Regions from separate parts of the Mus musculus genome. Here region 1 is linked to region 2. A link is a contact called in ENCODE POLR2A ChIA-PET data. All regions are on one chromosome and are shown on one strand. The core of a region is the stretch at or near the end of the contact, and the rest is flanking DNA. Distances in the headings are between cores, read along the strand shown.

What was found. ChIA-PET counts read pairs that join two places held with the same protein, here RNA polymerase II (POLR2A).
Region 1: POLR2A ChIA-PET joins it to region 2 with 15 read pairs in embryonic stem cell. The contact joins the promoter of Mbd4 here to the promoter of Raf1 in region 2. POLR2A ChIA-PET finds 5 or more read pairs at or near these places in 3 of 5 experiments (Patski and embryonic stem cell).

What each region holds. Positions count from the first base shown.
Region 1 is chr6:115,851,829-115,854,629 of GRCm38, reverse strand. It overlaps Mbd4 (methyl-CpG binding domain protein 4), which reads left to right and starts at 1,289. Exons shown (of 8, transcript NM_010774.2): 1 at 1,289-1,493. The coding sequence starts at 1,420. It overlaps Ift122 (intraflagellar transport 122), which reads right to left and starts at 1,102. Exons shown (of 29, transcript NM_001167763.1): 1 at 921-1,102. The coding sequence starts at 961.
Region 2 is chr6:115,675,146-115,677,910 of GRCm38, reverse strand. It overlaps Raf1 (v-raf-leukemia viral oncogene 1), which reads left to right and starts at 1,276. Exons shown (of 17, transcript NM_029780.4): 1 at 1,276-1,675. D830050J10Rik (RIKEN cDNA D830050J10 gene) reads right to left here and starts at 1,943. Exons shown (of 1, transcript NR_152134.1): 1 at 1-1,943.

The sequences.
Region 1 (2,801 bases), core at 40-2,539, 180 kb before region 2:
AGATGTCATTATAGATGGTTGTGAGCCATCATGTGGTTGCTGAGACTTGAACTCAGAACCGCTTGAAGAGCAGACAGTTCTCTCAACCTCTGAGCCATCTCTCCAGCCCAATATTTTTTTTTACTATATATTTTTTTCTTTTTCTTTTTTGTTCGTTTGTTTTTGTTTTTAAAGACAGGGTTTCTATGTGTAGACTTGACTGTCCTGGAACTTATCCAAAGTGCTCTTAAATACTAAGCCTTAATCCTCAGTATTTAAAATTAAGCTTTAAATTAAGCTCACTCTTAAGTACTAATTTTGAAAATACTCCTCAAACTTCCCAATCAAGAGATGTCTTGACTTGATCGCATCTTACATGTTTCTCTGACCGTACATGGAAATGTCCTGTTTCAGACACAGTAGATCTCAGCTCAGGTGGAAATGCTCAGAACCGAGATGCAAGTTACTCACACCGTTTTGTTTGTTCCTGCTCGAAAATTTTTAATCCCGGCACTGGGGAGCTAGAAGCATATGTATCTTTGTGAGTTCAACGCCAGCTTGGTCAACATAGTGCATTCCAGACCAACCAGAGCTTTAAAGTGAGGCTCTATCTCAAAAACAAACCAACAAAAACAGGAGAAATTTAAAGAATGTCAGATAAACAAAAGTGTGGGCACTTTGAGGATGGTTAGGAAGCTGAGAAAACACTGGTGGGTGAGGAATTTTGAGAAGAGAGAAGTGAAATTGGATGATGATGACGTATAAACTGCTCCAGCCTCCCTCAGATGATCCCTATGCCCCTCCAGGAATCTCAGCTTCTCTTCCATTGGGAAGTTGAAGGCACGGAATCAGAGTCCTCGGTCCAGGCCGCAGGCCCGTTGCCATGGCAATGCGCCGGTTCCTGCCGCCTCCCCGCCATCCCCGAAGTTCCCGCTCCTCACCACTGCTCCGCTTTGTCTCTCCACGTCAACACGGCCCTCATCGCCGTTTCCCTCACGCTTCGGGCCCCTCCTCCCAGCCTCGGCAGCAACAGGCTTCTTTCCACAAACCACTTCAGCTACCTGCGCTACCCTTAGCAACGCACATGCGCAATGAACCGCGCATGAGTTTCCCAAAGCTCCAAGTGCGCATGTACAAAAGGGAGCCCACCTCCTCCGCCGAAGCGCCGGGCGCGTAGGGACGCAGGAGGCGGAAGCGTAAGTATGACACGAGCGATTGGTCCGGAAAGGTGGGTGGGGCGGGGAGTCTTGACGACAGAGGGTTTGATTGGCGGGACCCTGGCTGTGGCATCTGTAGCTGAAGCGGTGGCGGGAAGGCTGCTGTGTGGGTTGATTGACTTTCACGTCGGTGTTTGGATTCGGCTCAGTGGTTTGAGTTGTGTTTTACTCCACCTCTCGGCCTGGAGCTGCAGCTGCGCCCCAGTGGACCAAAGCAGCAGGGATGGAGAGCCCAAACCTTGGGGACAACAGAGTCCGTGGAGAGAGCCTAGTTCCAGACCCGCCTTGGGATCGCTGGCAAGTTATTAAACCTCTCTCGGGCCTCAGAGGAGTCGCTCTTGTGTGGGTCTTCCTAACCTTTAACACAAGGTGGCACCTAGAGCTGTCGCCCTGTGGGAACAAGACTAGGGTGTACCCGATTCCTTGGCCGAACTGACTGGGGAGCTTGGAGGACAAGGGAGGTTTTGTGATGCAAGCAGGTTAGCCTGGGCCGGAAGGGACCCTCAGAAATAGCCCTATGACAAGTCACAGAGGAAGCTACTGTTGTGTCCGGGCTAAAATGATGCACGTATTTGCATGTCCCAAAACTTGGGCGCTCAAACACTTTTAAGGGCTGGGCATTTAACTAAGTTGGTAGTGTTTACGTAGTAAACACAAAGCCGAGGGTTCGAGCGACAGCACCGAATATCCGGGCTTGGCGGCGTCTGCCTGTGGAGGCAGGAGGATCAGAAGTTGAAGATGAGTCTCTGGTACGTCGTGGGTTCAAAGCTAGCCTATGGTACATAAGATTCCCGGCTCAAAAGCAAACAACAAAACTTTTTTTTTTTTAATGCTACTTCCTTTTTACAGATGGAGAACGGAGATTTTGAGCTCAAAGTGACTTTCTCTTTGGAAGATCAGCTAATAATAAGTAGCGAGCTGGGGTTTTGACCCATTTTGTTAACCTAACAGTTTTGTAGGGATTCCCTCAGGTTTCAGTTACCTTGTCTCCCTATAAGATCCTTCTAGCTGATACCTAACGCCAAATTCCATCTAAGAATGCCATGGTTCTAATTGTGGTTAGTCTCTAGGTCTTGCTTAGTGTCCCTATTTCCCTATTTGTAGAAAGTAGGTTGGGTTAGAAGGTCTCTCTAGAGACCCACTTTTTTTTCTTTATGTGTTTGTCTATATACGTAGGTGTTGGTGGAGACCAGAGGAGGTGTCAGGTTCACTGGCGCTGGAGTTGCAGGCAGGGTGTTATAAGCTGCCTGATGTGGGTACGGAGTCTCCTGGAATATGTGCTCTTAACCACTGAGCTATCTCTCCAACCCCTCACTTTTAAAATGTATAGTTTAGTGATTAAAATACACTGTACTAAACACTGGAGAGATAGTTCAATTGTTTAAAGCACTTACTGCTCTTCTGTAGGACCTGGGTTTGGTTCCCAGCACCCACAGCAGAGGCTCACATCCATCTATAACTTGGCTCCAGGGGATCTAAGTCCATTCAGGCCTCAGCACCTTCATGGTGCTCATAAATAAGAATAAATAAATTCTTTAAAGGGGGAAGAGATCCACTGCACTGGAGGTTTTGTGGGAACTATCCCCCCCCCATAACAGTATGGGA
Region 2 (2,765 bases), core at 27-2,526:
TTAAATCATAAAGGGCCCCATACTTTATAAGTATCCACGCACACAAGATAATCTAGAAGTCAGGTCTGTAGTAGCAAAATGAGTATTGGTGGTTGCTCTGGGTGGGAGCTAGTGAGAAACTAAACTGCTTAGTGGGTAATTTTATTTCAGAGTAATGGAAATGTTTTGGAACCAAAGTTGTGGTTACACAATACTGTGAACGCACTAAATGCCAAAAGATGTTTACTTATAAATGGTTACTTAAAAAAAACAAAAAAAAACTTGTCTGTGTATTTGTAAATGCGGTTGCAGGTTGCGCACGTAGCACCGGGTTCGAATGGAGGTCAGAGGATAACTTTCAGGAGCCTGTTCTCTCTTCCATCAGGTTTTACTCTGCACACTTTTTACTCTCTGAGTCACCTTGCGGGTCCCCAAATGGCTACTTGGAAAATACTTACACAGAGGTAGGAGAACCAGAGTCTGAGGCCAGCCTCAAATTAAGAGGGAATCTGGCACATGCTTTTAATCCCAGCACTCAAGAGGCAGAGGCAGAGCGATCTCTTTGAGCTCGAGGCCAGCCTGGTTTACAAAGTGAGTTCCAGGACAGACAGGGCTGTTAGACAAAGAAACCCTGTCTCGAAAAACCACAATAAATAAATAAAATTGAGAACCTATTTCAAAGAGGGGAAAAAAAAAAAAAAGCACAATTGACAATACACATTGCCCTCCAGGTGTCTATTCCACGGGGGCTGTACGAAGACGCACAACAGGCTTCAGTTTACGGTGGGCCATATTGTCGCATCAATTTTAATTTTTTTTTCTTTTTTGAGACAGGGTCTCATGCAGCTCATATGACCGTGAACTCCCGACCCTCTTGCCCTCACTTTCCAAGCGCTGGCATTACAGGTGTGCAACACCATACTTTTAGTTTTTGGTCAACTTGGTGTACTACAGCGAACACTCCATCTACAAATGAGGAACCTGAGGTTTCACATAGCATGAGGGCTTTCCCACAAAACCCCTAGGCCGCCATTCTCCACGGATGTCAACTTCGGAGAGGAAGCACCAGAGCTGGAGCCCTGTGCCGTGTGTCACCAGGCGCGTCTGGCCCGCTGAGGGCCTCGCGGGTGGCCGGACCGCGGCTGCAGCCCAATACCACTGGCCTCCAACCAGAAACAGTCACTCTGCTACCACGGAGTCAACCCCGAAATGGCGGCCGCAGGACCGCGAGGCCACGCCCCCGGAGGCGGGGCCACATTCCAGGCTCGAGCGATAGATCCCCGAGCCGAGTTTTAAGCGGACTGCCGAGCCCAGGAGCTCGCGCAGAGGCAGTGAGCCCGGCGGCGCCGCAGGTCGTGGAGACGAGTGTCGAGCGCAGGGCTAGCTCGCCCGGGATAGCCTGAGAGCGTCTTCTTCGCGGGTGCTGGTGCCGCCATCTTGGATGGCGGGAGTTAGAGCCGAGCGGACTTGAGGCGGGAAGGCTTCTCTGTTGTTCTCCGCAGGCCCTCGGACGGGCCAGCTGGCCGAGCTTTGGGGCGCGTGCCCTGAGGCGCGGGGCGCTAGTGCAGCGATGCGGGGCCTCCCCGGGGCCCCGTCCCCCGGGCTGGGGACACGCCGAATGTGACCGCAACCAACGCGTTCTCTCAACCACCGCTGCCGCTGCACGACGGGACCCGGCACTGCCCGGCTCCCTCAGGTAGGCCACAGGGCTGACGGTGCGACCGTGGGGCGCAGGGTCGGCCAGGCCGCTGTCATCCTGGTGGCGGGCCGGGCGCGGGCCGGGTGTCATGGCCGGCGAGCCAGTTTCCACACCCCTGCTCAGATTTCCCAGTGTTTCTCGGAAACGTGCCAGCGCCACTCCGGTGCCCAGCGAGCATTCCTCATATTTTGGCAATGGGGGAAAAAAAATCCTCCCAGAGCTGCCCAGTGACTGTGTTGTCACTGGGATGGGCTCGTTCTTTTTTCTCTCGGGCTGCAGAAGTGGGGGGAGCCCGGCCTTGCACCTCCTCTCGGGCTGCTTCGCTTAAGTGACACCCTTTTAGGGAAGACAAGAGGAATCGGGGAAGGCAGCGAGAGAAACCGGTCAGGGTCCCGCCTCAAAGGCTTGCGACCTCGCCTGGGGCTTCCAAATGGGTGGCCCGGGATGCTCGCGATCGGGAGCCAGGCTGCCTTTTGTGTGAAGCGACAACCTCCCAGGCTTTTGCAGAGCCGGTGCATGGATGCAGAGTTGGGACACAAACGAGGTGACCGTGTTCATTCATTGTTCTCTCTCCAGGGCCCAGGGTGTGCCTCTGGTTTTCATTCTTTGTTAGGAGGGACAGTCGAATCTCTTCTTTCCCGGTTGAGACGTAACTGGGTCCTGGGGAATGGGCCAGGTCTGTGTATAGAAGTGGGGAATGAATTCAGGGCACGTCTGAATGCCTGCAATGCGTCCTGTGGGGTCGTTGGAGACTCAGCTCCTGGGGCGTGAAAACAACCGGAGGTGATAAGGCTTGTTTTCCCAAGTGTTCTTGGGATTTAGAACAGTTAGGTGCAGAGTCGAGAAGCCCTGAGGTTCCTTGCTTGCTTCTGCGCGGAGTTTGAAGGACTGTTCCGCCAGGTGAGGCAGAGGGGAGGACATTGTCGGCGGAGGGAACAGCTGGCACCAAGGCTCAGAGGCATAGCCTGCGGGAGTTGGGATGATTTGGGGGAGCAGCTAGTAAATGTGGGGTGCAGGAAGACAGACGTCAGGGTTCAAAAGGAAAAATTGATCGCTTGTGAAGGGTCTGTGTGATGGATAGTAATGA